2 separate regions of the Homo sapiens genome follow, and region 2 is linked to region 1. A link is an interaction called in ENCODE POLR2A ChIA-PET data of the cell type or tissue named here. Cell type or tissue: PC-9. All regions are shown on one strand.

Region 1 (8,000 bases):
TGTGTCTGTGTTCTCATCTCCAGTTCTTATAAGGACATCAGTCGTAGTGGATTAGGGCCCATGAGAATGACCTCATTGTAATTTAATCACCTCTTTAAGAACGTTATCTCCAGAGTCACATTCTGAGGTACTGGAGGTTAGGAATTCTACATGTAAATTTTAGGAAAATGCAATTCAGCGAATAACAGGGGGAGAAGAGGAATTTTATGTTAGCTGGAGGGGACCATGAGGTTGGGAGGAGTTGCCCCACTTAGAATGGGAAAGACTTGAGGATGCTGCCAGACATCTCAGGTAAGGCACTGGCAGAAGGAGTTCGGAGAGAGGGAGTGGCTCACACAGCAAGGCCTCAGGGTAGCAGGGAGAGAATCAGACCAAGGACACACGTAGATGGGAATAGTGGGTGTAGAGAAGACACTAGGGTGGGGGCAGAAAGGTTTAGGGAATTGGTGGGGGAAGAGTATTAAGAGACACAGAACATTAAGACTATTTGTCTTTGTTTGTTTGTGTTGCTCCAACAAAATACCAAAGACTGGGTAATTTTTTTTTAAATTTTACTTTAAGTTCTGGGATACATGTGCTGAACGTGCAGGTTTGTTACATAGGTGAACATGTGCCAGGGTGGTTTGCCACACCTATCAACCTGTCATCTAGGTTTTAAGCCCCACATGCTTTAGGTATTTGTCCTAATGCTCAAGACTGGGTAATTTTTAAATAATACAAATTTACTTCTCATTACTCTAGTTGCGGAGAAATCCAAGATCAAGGTGCCAGCAGGTTGTGTGTCTGGTGAGGGCTGCTCTCTGCTTCCAAGATGAGGCCTGTTGCTGCATCCTCCAGAGGGGACAAACCCTGTGTCCTTGCATGGCAGTAGGGTCAGAAGGGCAAGAGGCGGTCCCTTCAACCTTGAGTCCTTTAATAAAGGCACTAACCTCATTCAGGACAGCCGAGCTCTCATGACTTAATCACCTCCTAATGCCCCACCGCTTATTGTTATTGCCTTGGGGATTCAGTTTCAACATATATTTTGGAGGAGACACTATCATCCAAATCACAGCAGTGTTCATGCCTGATTCCCTCCATTTTCATCTCATAGGAGGCAAGGTTGTTGAAGATGAGGGAATAGGGGTTGAGTTGAGAATGGATAAGATTCAGGAAATTAGAGTTAGAGAGGGAGGTAACCAAATACATTGCAAAGGACTAACGGGCAGCAGTGAAGGATCAGCCAAGTTTGGGGACCATTGGTTTATGGTGTCATCAAGTCACATGGCTAAGCACAATCTGGAAAATACGATGGGACTATAGCTGTACAGGCTAGTGGGGTTTATCTGCCATCATCTCTGTACCTGAAGGTGGACCTTGTTTTGCCATAGAAGCTGCCATTCTTAAGGTGGGCTCTGACCCTTCGTTTTGCAGTGAGTCTGTTTTCCGAGCAAGGCTCTGATTGAATGTCCAGTGTGCTTTAAGGTCCTGTCTCCTCTGTGTGTCTGTCACCCAGCAGCCAGTTGGCCACTGTTCTAGCTCTGATGGCTGGGGGAAACTGTGCTAGATTATACAGAGAGGCACTAAAATCTGAGCCCCTGAAAAATTGTTATGGATTTCTTATACTCATAAAAAAAGAAATTATTCACCAATCAGTGACACTTGTGAAAATCTGCCTGAATTAAAGTCAGCAAAAAAGGACATCAAATTAGTCCACACTACTGGGGAGGGAGGTTGGAGTGTGAAGATTTGCAGGAGAAATCATGTCCTTTTTTGGATACTGCCACCTTTTAGGTAAATGCCCAAGAACTAAAGAATGTAGATCAGTTATAGGAGTTAGAATTCCTACTGCATTCTCACGTTTACCTATATTATTCCATTAAGTAATCAGCAATGCTATGGAGATGATATTATGGCCATTAAAGGAAAAAGAGTCTGAGTCTGATCAACTTTCCCAAGATCAATAGCTGGTAATTGGTGAGCTGATTGTTCCTGACCCCACACCTACACTTTTTCCCACACACAGGTGTACCTCATTTTATTGGCATTGCTTTATTGCACTTTGAAGACACTGCTTTTTTTTTTTTTTAAACAAATTGAAGGTTTGTGGCAACCCTGAGTTGACCAAGTCTACCAGCACCATCTTTTCAAAAGCATATGCTCATTTTCTGTTTTTGTGTCAGACTTTGGTAATTCTCACAATATTTCAAGTGTTTTCATTATTATTCTATCTGCTATGGTGATTTGTGATCAGTGATCCTTGATGTTACTATTGTAATTGTTTTGGAGCTCCATGAACCGTGCCCATATAAGACTGTGAACTTAATCAATAAATGGTGTTTATGTTCTGACTGCTCCACCGACCTGCCATTCCCATCTCTCTCCCTCTCCTCAGGCCTTCCTATGCCTTGAGTCACAATAATATTCAAATTAGGCCAATTAATAACCCAATAATGGCCTCTATGTGTTCAAATGAAGAGTTACAATCTGTCACTTTTAATCAAAAGCAATAAATGATTAAGCTTAGTTAGGAAGGCATGTCAAAAGTCAAAATAAGCCAGAAGCTAGGCTTTTTGTGCCAGATAGCCAAGTTGTGAATACAAAGGAAAACTTCTTGAAGGAAATGAAAAGTGCTACCCAAGTGAACATACAAATGATAAGGAAGCGAAACAGCCTTTTTGTTGATATGGATGAAGTTTGAGTGGTCTGGAGAGAAGAACAAACCAGGCACAACATTCCCTTAAGCCAAAGCTTAATCAGAGACACATTGTGACTCTCTTCTTTTTTTTTTTTTTCCGAGACAGAGTTTCTCTCTTGTTGCCCAGGCTGGAGTGCAATGGCACGATCTCGGCTCACTGCAACCTCTGCCTCCCGGGTTCAAGTGATTCTCCTGCCTCAGCCTCCTGAGTAGCTGGGATTACAGGCATGCGCCACCGTGCCTGACTAATTTTGTATTTTTAGTAGAGACTTGGTTTCACCATGTTGGTCAGGCTTGTCTCGACCTCCTGACCTCAGGTAACCCACCCGCCTCAGCCTCCCAAAGTGCTGGGATTACAGGCATGAGCCACCGCGCCCGGCCAACTCTCTTCAATTCTATGAAAGCTGAGAGAGGTGAGGAAGCTGAAGAAGAAAAGTTTGAAGCTAGCAATCGTTGGTTCATGGAGTTTAAAGAAAGAAACTGTCTCTGTAATATAATGCAAGGTGAATTCCTAGTGATGATGGAGAAGCTGCAGTAAGTTATCCAGAAGATCTAGCTAAGATCATTGATGAAGATGATTACACTAAACAACAGATTTTCAATGTAGACAAAACAGCCTTCTATTGGCAGGAGATGCCATGTAGGTCTTTCATAGCTTCAAAGGACAGGCTCACTCTCTTGTTAGGGGCTCAGGCACCTGGTGACTTGAAGTCGAAGCCAAAGCTCATTTACCATTCTGAAAAGCCTACGGCCCTTAAAAATTATGCTAAATTTGTGTGCTCTTATAAAGTGTGCTCTATAAGTAGAACAACAGAGCCTAGATGAGAGTATCTCTATTCACAGCATGGTTTACTGTACACTTTAAGCCTACTGTTGAGACCTATGGCTCAGAAAAAAAGATTTCTTCCAAAATATTGCTGCTCACTGACAATGCACCTAGTCAACCAAGAGCTCTGATAGAGATGTACATGGAGATGAAAGTTGTTTTCATGCCTGCAAACATGACATCTGATTTGGTTTGGCTGTGTCCCCATCCAAATCTCATCTTGAACTGTAGCCTCCATAATTCCCATATGTTGTGGGAGGGACCTGATGGGAGATGATTAAATCATGGGGGTGGTTCCCCTATACTGTTCTCATGGTAGTGAATAAGTCTTATGAGATCTGATGATTTTATAAGGCGTTTCCCCTTTCGCTTGTCTATCATCATTCTCTCTTGTCTACCACCATGTAAGACGTGCCTTTCATCTTCCACCATGACTGAAGCCTCCCCAGCCATGTGGAACTGTGAGTCCATTAAGCATCGCTGTTTTATGAATTACCTAGTCTCAGGTATGTCTTTATCAGTAGCGTGAAAACAGAGGAATACGACATCCATTCCACAGCCTACGGATCAAAGAGTCATTTGGACTTGCAAGTCTTCTTAGTTAAAAATACATTCCATAAGGCTATATCTGCCATAGATAGTGAGTCCTCTGATGGACCTGGGCAAAGTCCATTGAAAACCTTCTGGAGGATTATTTGTAATCCAAAGGATAAATGCTTGAGGGGATTGCTTGAGGGGATGGATACCCCATTCTCCATGATGTGCTTACTTCACAGTGCATGCCTGTATCAAAACATCTCCTGTACCCCATAAATTTATACACCGTGCACCCAAAAAAATTTGAAAAAATAATTTAAAAATTAAAAAAAAAAGAAAAACTTCTGGAAAGGAATCACCATTCTAGACGCCATTAAGAACATTTATGATTCATGGGAAAAGGTCAAAATATCAACATTAGCAGGAGTTTAGAGGTTGATTCCAACCTTCGTGGATGACTGAGGGGTTCAAGACTTCAGTGGAGGAAGAAACTGCAGATGTGGTAAAAAGTGCAAGAGAACTAGAATGCGAAGTGAAGCCTGTAAATGTGACTGAATTGCTATAATTTCATGATCAAACTTGAACAGAGGAGTAGTTACTTCTTATGGATGAGCCAAGAAAGTAGTTTCTTGAGATGGAATCTACTCTTGGTGAAGATGCTGCGAACACTGTTGAAATGACCACAAAGGCTTTAGAATATTACATCAACTTAGTTGATAATATAGTGGTAAGCTTCGAGAGGATTTTGACTCCCTTTTTTTTTTTTTTTTTTTTTTGAGACAGGGTCTCCTCTGTTGCCCAGATTGGAGTGCGGTGGCACAATCACGGCTCACTGCAGACTCAACTTCCCAGGCTCAGGTGATCCTCCCAACTCAGCCTCCTGAGTAGCTGGGACTTCAGGGATGTGCCACCAGGCCGACTAATTTTTCGTATTTTTAGTAGAGATGGGGTTTTGCCATGTTGCCTAGGCTGGTCTCGAACTCCTGGGCTCAAGCAATCCTCCTATCTTGGCCTCCCAAAGTGCTGGGATTACAGGCGTGAGCCACCACGCCCAGCCTTGACTCCAATTTTTTTTTTTTTTTTTTGAGATGGAATCTCGCTCTGTTGCCCAGGCTGGAGTGCAGTGGCATGATCTTGGCTCACTCAAGCTCCGCCTCCTGGGTTCAAGCCATTCTCCTGCCTCAGCCTCCTGAGTAGCTGGGTCTACAGTGCCCGCCACCACGCCTGGCTAATTTTTTCTATTTTTTAGCAGAGACGGGGTTTCACCGTGTTAGCCAGGATGGGCTCGATCTCCTGACCTCGTGATCCACCCACCTTGGCCTCCCAAAGTGCTGGGATTACAGGCGTGAGCCACCGCGCCCGGCCCCTTGACTCCAATTTTGAAAAAAGTTTTACTGTGGGTAAAATGCTGTCAAACAAATATTGCACGCAACAGAGAAACCTTTCATGAAAGGAAAAGTCAATTGATGTGGCAAACTTCATTGTTGTCTTATTTTTAAAATTGTCACAGCCAGCCGGGGCAGTGACTCATGCCTGTAATGTCAGCAGTTTGGGAGTCCAAGATGAGTGGATCGCTTGAGGCCAGAAGCTTGAGACCAGCCTGGGCAACATAGCGAGATCCTGTCTCTACAAAAAATACAAAGTGAAAAAAAAATTTATTTTAAAAAGAGACATTGCCACAGCCACCCCTACCTTTAGCAACTACCACCTTGATCACAGCAGCCATCCACATCGAGGCAAGACCCTCCCTCCGCAAGAAGATTATGACTTGCTGATGGCTCAGATTACCATTAGCATTTTTTAGCAATAAAGTATTAGGTACTTTTTTGTGACATTATGCTATGACACACTTAACAGACTACAGTATAGTGTAAACATAACTTTTATATGCACTGGGAAACAAAAAATTCATGTGACTCACTTTATTGTGATATTCATTTATTGTAGTGGTCTGGAACTAAACCCACAATATGTCTGAGGCATGCCTGTATTGCCCAGAGAGAAAGTTAGACTAAAATGAAACATACTAGGTGAATTATAGTGTAGGTGGCAGAAAAATGTGACGAGTTCTATGTAGCATATCTACCGTAGTAACCTTCACCACGGGGAGCCAGTCAGAGGTAATCCATTGCAGGGGTGTCTGTCGTATCCAGGCTTCAGGGAACCTACTTTGAGGGTATAAGAAATATGTCTATTCTTCTCTGTTTCTGAGGCCTTAAAGTAAGGTCTGATGATCGTGGAGTTAGGTGTAGCATCATGTAAGAATTAGAAGCAGTCAGAGAGGCAGGGCACAGTGGCTCATGCCTGTAATCCCAGCTACTCGGGAGGCTGAGGCAGGAGAATCACTTGAACTCGGGAGTTGGAGGTTGCAGTGAGCCGAGATCGTGCCACTGCACTCCAGCCTGGGTGACAGAGTGAGACTCTTGTCTCAAAAAAAAAAAAAAGAAGCAGTCAGAGAAATGAGCACGTCTGCCTTTTTAGTTCTAGAGACCTAACTCCTCTTGAAATAGGAAAGGATGCATATGCTAATTATGCTTAAGGATTTGTAATCCTGATTTTAACTCAGCAAAAAGATCACCAGCACACTGAAACTCCTTGCAGCTTTGCCATAGACCCACTGGGAGGGTTAAAGGAAAGTGTTTTTTCTCTTCATCCTTGTGCCTCTTATACTACCTCCTTTTCTCAAAATAACAACCTATCCCACAGAGGTCAGTGGGAAAGAGGAGGTATGCTCTCTTCTAAATGGCTGGGTCTTTGAATGTAGTCAGGAGATTTCAAATCATAGATTGCATAAAAGACTCCCCTTTCCCACAGCCAACATAGTTGTTCTCTGCTTCTCATTATGACACATAATCTGTAAAAGAAAAAAAGAGCTTGAAACACCCACCATCTCTTTCAAGGTGTCCCTGGTTCCTCTTTTCTGTTCAGGATTGAAATTGCCTTGCCTGCCAGTCACTTCAGGTAGATGGATGTGCTTTGCTCTTGCTTCCTAATGTGGGACAGTGATCAGGCTTGGCGAATTTCTTCCAACTCTCCCACTGACTTATTATGCCACTCACCCCTATCCATTGGCACTGGCTGGGAAATGTTGATAAAGAAATTACATGCAGCCTGGCATAGTGGTGCATGCCTGCAGTCCCAGCTGCTCAGAAGGCTGTGGCAAGGAGTTCAGGGCTATAGGACCCCATGTTCATGCCTATGAATAGCCACTGTCCTCCAGCCTGGACAACACAGTGAGACCTCATTCATAAATAAATAAACACATAAATAAACAGAAATCACACTCAGTGGATAAATGGAATGTGGTATAAACATACAATGAAATATTATTCAGCTTTGAAAAAGAAGGAAATTCTGCCATATGCAACAACATGGATGAGCCTGGAGGACTATATGCTAAGTGGAATAAGCCAGTCACTGGAGAACAAATGCTGCATGATTCTGCTTATATGATGTATCTTAAAATAGTCAAAACTCAGGAAACAGAGAGTGGAACGGTGGGTGCCATGATGTAGAGGGAGAGGGAAAGGGAAAGGGGAATTGCTGTCCAGTGGATCTAAAGTTATGCAAGGTGAATAAGTTCTCGAGATCTGCTGTACAACGCTGCGCCACCATTAACAAAACTATATTGTGCACTTAAATATTTGTTAAGAGGGTAGATTTCATGTTAAGTGTTCTTACCACAGTAAAGAAAAAAAAGAAGGAAATCACACTCGGATAGCTTCCACTTAAGTAGATTCAGACGCAATTTTCTGCGAGTGTTAGAGAGAAGAGAGCCCAAATAGACTGGGGTCAGAAGACGGGGATTGGCCACAGCAGATGTCCGTGGGGAAGAAACTTTGTAGTTTGAGTACAAGTTTTTTCAAATGAAGTTATCTGCTCTGCCTCACAGGGTCCTGCGAGGATCTAATTAGATGCCTGTTTGTGAGTTTTGAAATACTAAGTGATGATAATTTAAGT
Region 2 (8,000 bases), 130 kb before region 1:
AAACTCCTGGCCTCAAGTGATCTGACCGCCTTGGCCTCCCAAAGTGCTGGAATTACAGGCATGAGCCACCTTGCCCAGCTGAATCTTTCTATTTTTAGAGCAAAGCCATGTGCTCAGCGTGTCAAGGTAGACTGTGGTAAATCCTTTAATAAACAGATGCTGATGGATTTACCACCAGTAGTAAACTGAGAATGAAGTTTCAACTTTTTGTTTGTTTGTTTGTTTTTGTTTTTTAGGCAGAGTCTTGCTCTATCGCCAGGCTAGAGTGCAGCGGCACATTGTCGGCTCCCTGCAACCTCCACCTCCTGGGTTCAAGCGATTCTCCTGCCTCAGCCTCCCAAGTAGCCGGGATTACAGGCGCCTGCCACCATGCCCAGCTAATTTTTGTATTTTTAGTAGAGAGGGGGTTTCACCATGTTGGCCAGGATGGTCTCGATCTCCTGACCTCATGATCCGCCCACCTCAGCCTCCCAAAGTGCTGGGATTCCAGGCGTGAGCCACCGTGCCCAGCCAACTTTGTTTTTTTGAGACAGAGTCTGGCTCTGTCGCCAGGCTGGAGTGCAGTGGTGTGATCTCGGCTCACTGCAACATCCAACTCCCTGGTTCAAGCAATTGTCCTGCCTCAGCCTCCCGAATAGCTGGGATTCCAGGCACGCATGACCACACCCAGCTAATTTTTGTATTTTAATAGAGACAGGGTTTCACCATGTTGGCCAGGATGGTCTCCAACTCCTGACCTCATGATCCGCCCACCTTGGCCTCCCAAAGTGCTGGGATTACAGGCGTGAGCAGCCATGCCTGGCCAGTTTCAACATTTTTACTACCGGAAATCAAAATGTTAGTCAGATAACTGACAGAGATAGGATAGAGCTATCTCCCAGAAGGAGTTCCTTCCTTCCTTCCACCAGCGTGGTAGGTGGCAGTGTGTCAGGAATACTAAATGGAATATTATAGAAACTGAGAACAAAACTCAAGAAACTTGTTTCTGCAAAGAAACCCAGACATCCTGTTTATAAAAATGACGTGGAGGCTGGAGCACCACACTAAACAAACGAATGTTCTCTTCTCAGATGTATCTTTACTTGTCATTATACTTTTGGCTAAACGTTTCTTTTTTCTTTCTTTCTTTTGTAGAGACAGGGTCTCTCTATGTTGCCCAGGGTAGTGTTGAACTGCTGGCCTCAAGCTGTCCTCCTGCCTTAGCCTCTGCATCCAGCCAAAATATTCCTATGAAATATAAATGTTTCAACCAGGCACGGTGACTCACAACTGTAATCCCAGCACTTTGGGAGGCTGAAGCAGGAGCATCACTTGAGGTCAGGAGTTCAAGATCAGCATGGCCAACATGGTGAAACTCTGTCTCTACTAAAAATACAAAAAATTAGCCAGGCATGATGGCAGGTGCCTGTAGTCCCAGCTACTCAGGAGGATGAGCGGGAGAATCGCTTGAATCCAGGAGGTGGAGGTTGCGGTGAGCCGAGATTGTGCAACTGCATTCCAGCCTGGGTGACAGAGCAAGATCCTGTTTCCAAAAAAAATAAAAAAACAAAAAACAGTAATGTCTCTGGGAGCATTGAGAGTTTCCCAAATAGCTTCCTAAGACGAGGACCCTCCTGAAATGGCAGAGGTGGAGCCACGTGACCCAGAAACTGGAAGATGTGTGGAAAGAAATTTCCAAGGGTTAGCCATTTGTCATCTTGTGATTACCCTCACCTCAGATAAAGTTGACCTCAAATGACCAACCATTGACCTCATCTCAGAGCTCTCTCACATTTATCTTTTTACTTTTTTTTTTAAGTTTATCTTTTCCCCTCTTTGTTTCCCTCTCCCTCCTCCTCTTTTCCAACTGCCCTTTTCTATTTCTGCACAGTGTAGAAGAAAGTTTAAGGGGGACCCTAGGCAACAGAAAGCCAACCAGTGGCTGGAAGGGTCTGGCAAGGAGCCGCTATTTGCCTCAGTGTCCTAGCCAATAAAATAAAGACTTCTCTTGGGGCAGTTGCAGAGACTAAACTAGATGCTAGAGAGAAAGCCTTAACACAGTGTACGGAAGGCAGTAGGTGCTCTCCTTCCCGCTTTCCTCTTTCCAGTGTCTAATGATCATTTCTACTAGAATCATGGTGTAGCACACTGCTGAGAGTTTCATTTTCGGCAAAGCCACAAACAGAGCCAGTTTATAAATCCTTGCTTCTCCCCTTTGAGAGTCCTTAGAGGGAAGCGACTCCTCGTGTTGGATAGAGCTCTCTGATCACCTTTCTGGGACCTGTGGCATCTGCCAGGGGCAAGTCACAGCCCCAGTTTGGAGTGTTCGATTCAGATGAGATTGTCCCCCAGTCTGTTTTTTGAGTCCTGGAAGGTGGGGAGGAGAGGAAAGGTTTTCAGGCAACAAACAAGTGCTGACTGAAGACTGATTTCATCAATATTAATTGTGTTTTATTACAAAAGAGTTTATACTGGCACAGTGTTCCTGAGCAAGCCATTTGTCACCACTCATCAACGATATGAAAGTTTTTGAATAAGGAGAACCAAAGTAAATACAACCACAGCTATCCAGAGAGGAACTTTTCATAAATCTTTGAACTGTATAGCCAAAAACTAATCAAATCTGTGCTGAATAAGCGGCCTTGAGCACTTAACAACAAATTAGCATAACCCAGAAGACAGTGTGCATCCCAAGCACCATAACCTACCCTTCACCCTCCTCCCTGGGGCAGGAAGTAGGCATTTACAAATCAAAGGCAAGCTGCAAACGATAATCTGCCACTTGTCACTGATTTATTTTCCCTCTTTTCTTTTTGTTTTTCAAGAGTATAAGTTTCAATGTCTGTGTATTTGTTTTTGTTATTTTGGCAGTCTAGTGAAAGTTTTCAATGTAAACAAAACTCTTACTCTTAAAGAACAAGCAACTCTATTACATTGCATAAGAAGGCAGTTCTTAAAGACAATGGTCTAATTAGCAGTCTTTGAAGCCAATTCAATAGTAATATCAAAGCCACTTCTAGTATTTCAAGCCCGAATTTAGAAAATGGCCTTGATATTTTCAGTCTAAAACTATAGTCTGACCTTACTATTAATTTTGGAACACACCATAATGTAGACAACTGCTGAAATCACTTGATGTTATGAACCCGGAAATCACACCCTCTTAAACGATACATCACACCCATTAAAATTAACTGTAAAATCCATTTTGTATTGATTTTGTTTGAATTTGGTATTCAACTAAGATGCTTTACATGCGTAAATATTGCCACAGCTGTATATACAACGGTTTTGTTGAATCCATTGATGCTTTAAGTTGAAAGAGCATACGTTATGGGTTTTGTTTGGTTTCACTGAGAAGAAGGCCAAAGGATTTTTCTAGCAATGTTTCAACAAAATGCAAAATTAGATGCCAGTCCAGAAGCCTTAAGGATGTGAAATGTTTTGAAAATACAGATTTTCAGCTATTTCCTAGCTTTAACCGACATGTGTGCTTAAGTGAAGGCAGAAGGAAACCTGGTACACTTCTGCTGAGTACAGTGTTTCTTAAACATGCACCTGTTAAGAGATAGAGAAGCAAATTTAATTTCCTTTTTAGCCTTCTATATCCCATTGTTGATTTTATACATGCCCTCCTTAAATATGAACTCCTAAAATTGTGTTTGGAACACATATTGGAAGAAAGTATAGAACAGTATATAGGACAGTCCTAGGTTCAAACTTCGTAGCCATAACTTCCTGGCTGTGTTGTAATCTGGAGCAAGTTACTCCGTCTGTACCACACTTTCCTCATCTGTAAAATGGGGTAATGCTACTTAGCACTCCAGTTGATTAAGAAGCTTAAATAGACCGGGCGTGGTGGCTCACACCTGTAATCCCAGCACTTTGAGAGGCCAAGGAGGGCCATCACCTGAGGTCAGGAGTTTGAGACCAGCCTGGTCAACATGGTGAAACCCCATCTCTACTAAAAATACAAAAATTAGCCAGGCGTGGTGGCACACACCTGTAGTCCCAGGTACTCGGGAGGCTAAGGCAGGAGAATCGCTTGAACCCCAGAAGCGGAGGTTGCAGTGAGCCAAGATCGTGCCATTACACTTCAGCCTGGGTGACAGAGCAAGTCTCGGTTTAAAAAAAAAAAAAAGGAGCTTAAATAAAATCAGATAATGTTGAAGTACCTAGTAAACTGTTTAGCATGTAGGCATTCAATATATTTTAGATATTTATTTATAGTTTTGTTATCGTTTTTGTTTTTATGGGCTCAAAAATTAAATTATAAAAAATTCATATGCTGCTACTTTTGCTTGATGTTATTATATATATAGACATGTATATTTTTATTTATTTATTTATTTATTTTGAGATGGATTTTCACTCTTGTTGCCCAGGCTGGAGTGCAATGGCACAATCTCAGCTCACTCCAACCTGCGCCTCCCAGGTTCAAGCGATTCTCCTGACTCAGCCTCCCTAGTAGCTGGGATTACCGCCATAAGCCACCATACCTATGCCTGGCTAATTTTTTGTATTTAGTAGAAACAGGGTTTCACCGTGTTGGTCAGGCTGGTCTGGAACTCCTGACCTCAGATGATCCACCCACCTCAGCCTCTCAAAGTGCTGAGATTACAGGCGTGAGCCACCGCACCCGGTGATGTTACAATAGATATATTTTATTTATTTATTTATTTATTTTGAGATGGAGTCTCGCCCTGTTGCCCAGGCTGAAGTGCAGTAGTTCGATCTTGGCTCACTGCAAGCTCCGCCTCCCGGGTTCAAGCCATTCTCCTGCTTCAGCCTCCCGAGTAGCTGGGACTACAGGCGCCCACCACCACGCCCGGCTAATTTTTTGTATTTTTTAGTAGAGACGAGGTTTCACCGTGTTAGCCAGGATGGTCTCAATCTCCTGACCTCGTGATCTGCCCGCCTCGGCCTCCCACAGTGCTGGGATTACAGGCATGAGCCACCGTGCCCGGCTGTTACAATATTTTTTAAAGAGCAATGATCATGTGTCTAAATAACATGAATTTGTTTTTTACTAAATTAAATATTATTTTATTACATGTAATCTAATGGCAATCTAACTAATGAGCTTGATGCAATCAAAACCACTCAAGAAAAATGATTAGAATTCTCTACACAACTGTTTCCTTTTCTTTATCTGATTATGGTTTTGGTTTAAGTATGGAGGGTTTTATTTGTTTTCTTTTCCTATCTTTTTCTTTTTCTTTTTTTGGAAACAGGATCTTGCCCAGGCTAGAGCGCAGTGATACAATCTCAGCTCACTGTAGCCTTGACCTCCTGGGCTTAAGTGATCCTCCATCTCAGCCTCCCGAGTAGCTGGGATCACAGGTGTGTGCCATCACGCTCGGCTAACTTTTTATTTTTGTAGAGATGAGGTCTCATTATATTGCCCAGGCTGGTCTCAAACTCCTGGGTTCAAGCTATCTTCCAGCCTTAGCCTCCTAAACTGCTGGGATTACAGGCATGAGCCACCACACCTGGCCTCCTTTTTTAAAAATATTGTTTTGGAGTAGCATTAGTTGAGTGAATACTCATCACATTAAAAATAAGACGTTTGAAAACTACCACCGTCAAATGATTTAGGGCATACCAGTCTCATATAGAGTATTTGTAAGGCACGATGATGTAAAGGATTCAGGCTGCTGAGGTCTGTGGCAGGAAGCACAGAAAGACTGTTTCCAAACATGACATATTATACTCTATTGCTTCATGCTTATTAATCTGTTTATGACAAAACTCATGAATAAAGTTAATAAATGCCCTTACTACTATTTCATGCCCTATCCCAGGCCATGGGGACAGAAAGATGGAAAGATGAGCCAGACATGGTTCTTCTATCTAGAGAAGGCAGCATACGTGTGAACAGGCCATTATGACTTAATATAATGAATGCAATGGCAGGAATATATAAAAGGAATTATGTGAACATAGAAGTCAGCCTAGGAACTCTGCCTGGGTAGATCAGAAGGATGCCCCAGTGCACATGTCTAGGTTTTGCAAGCTATGCAGAGGCAAACAGGAAGGGGAGGGCTCATTGAGGGAGACCTAAGCCTGCACACAGACAGAAGGATGAAAAACGCCTAGCCCTCCAGGAGTCAGATGTGACTGCAGCTCCATGCCCACAAGGGAAAACATCCAGGCATGAAGTTGGGAATGCTGGTTGGAAATACATTTTCAAAGTTCCTACAGGCAATACATAGCCAGAAAAGGATGTTATTTATTTATTTATTTTCATTTTCTGTATTAAAAAAATATATATATATTCACATAGCTCAACAATTGAAATATGGCAGCCTGGACCACATGTGAAACCCTGTCTCTACAAGAAATACAAAAATTAGCCAGGTGTGGTGGTATGCACCTGTAGTCCCAGCTACTCGGGAGGCTCAGGTGATCCTCTCACCTGGGAAGTCGAGGCTGCAGTGAGCTGTGATTCCTCCACTGCACTCCAGCCTGGGCTATAGAGTGAGACCCTGTCTCAAAAAAGAAAAACAAAAAAATTAAAATACGAGGGAAAAATGCATTGACTCAATACACAGTTCCCATTCCCCTTAACAGGTAACCTACCATGACCAATTTTCTTTTTTCTACATAGATGTATGCTTTTTGCATATTTAAACATTATGAGTATGTGTTTTCCCCTTTTTTACCCAAAGGATAGTACACTATGTACACTATTGTACAGCTTGCTTTTTTCACTTAACAATATGTCTTAGTAATATTTCCATATTTCCATAGAGAACTTTCTAGTTATGTTTTGCAGCTACATAGTATTCTACTATATGGATATATTACAATTTACATAACCAGTTTCTTCTTTGCCACACATTTAATTAGTCCCAATATTTAGCTTTCTCATACAGTGCTTTAATAAATAAATAATAGGCTGGCCGCAGTGGCTCACGCCTGTAATCCCAGCACTTTGGGAGGCCGAGGCGGGTGGATCATCTGAGGTCAGGAGTTCGAGACCAGCCTGGCCGACATGGTGCAACCTCATCTCTACTAAATATATAAAAAAATTAGCCGGGAATGGTGGTGAGCGCCTGTAATCCCAGCTATTCAGGAGGCTGAGGCAGGAGAATCACTTGAACCCGGGAGGCGGAGGTTGCAGTGAGCCAAGATCGCGCCATTACACTCCAGCCTGGGCAACAAGAGCAAAACTCCATCTCAATAAATAAATAAATAAATAAATAAAATAAAATAGTATTGTAAACATATAATTTTGTCCTAATATGTCTTCAGGATAAATCCCTGAAGTGGAGTTACGAGGTCAAAGATTGTATTAATGAGGTTACGTTTTGCTACAATAACAAACAACTCTCAAATCTGTCAATAAACATACCAAAAATATTCCAACCCCTAGTACATGTCCTGTGATGTTCGTTTTGCAGGAGATTCCTGCTCCACACAGTCTCTCAGAGACCCAGGCTTGGGTCTTGTGCCTGCACCATCTGGAACCCACAGCCTTCACAGTCATTGCCGCAGGGGAGAGACAACCTTGAACCAAAAGTGACAAACATTATTTCCACTTATATTTTATTGGCTAGAACTAGTCACATGGCCCTGCCAAACTTCAGGAAGGCCAAGAAGTACAGTTTTTGTGTGTGTTTCTGGTAGGAGAAGAGAGTACAATATGGGTGAGCACTAATTATATCTATCAGAAAGCATGCATGCTTTTTTCATTGGCAAAAGTCTGCCAAATTACCCTCCGTAGGCTTTCCCAGTGGACACCACTAGGAGTGCCACCAGCACTGTTGAAAGCGCCTGTTTCTCCACAGTTTCATCAACGTACTCTTTCATCAAACTTTTGGGTTTTCCATTTGTAATACTCTTATTATGAGCAATGTTGAACCTATATTTGAGTCATTTGTATTTCCTTTTCAATGAACTGTCATGTCATATCCTTCAGCATTTTTTTTTTTTTTTTTTTTTTTGAGATGGAGTCTCGCTCTGTCACCCAGGCTGGAGTGCAGTGGCGCGATCTCAGCTCACTGCAACCTCTGCCT

What was found. Peaks named below come from ENCODE experiments on the same cell type or tissue, not always from the same donor. Only the 100,000 strongest peaks of a DNase experiment are listed, where the experiment ranks them.
Region 2: POLR2A ChIA-PET joins it to region 1 with 10 read pairs; 4 of 35 experiments call an interaction of 5 or more read pairs at or near these places.

What each region holds. Positions count from the first base shown.
Region 1 is chr18:3,512,594-3,520,593 of GRCh38, reverse strand. The region is part of intron 10 of DLGAP1 (DLG associated protein 1); the gene reads left to right. Among named protein-coding and RNA genes, the nearest start is that of GAPLINC, 50 kb to the right of the region's middle. In PC-9, no CTCF peak of the experiment used is centred here; no DNase peak of the experiment used is centred here; H3K27ac peaks cover 176 bases.
Region 2 is chr18:3,643,591-3,651,590 of GRCh38, reverse strand. All of the region lies in intron 7 of DLGAP1 (DLG associated protein 1), which reads left to right. Among named protein-coding and RNA genes, the nearest start is that of DLGAP1-AS6, 5.4 kb to the left of the region's middle. In PC-9, no CTCF peak of the experiment used is centred here; a DNase peak (open chromatin) is centred at 1,480; H3K27ac peaks cover 3,868 bases.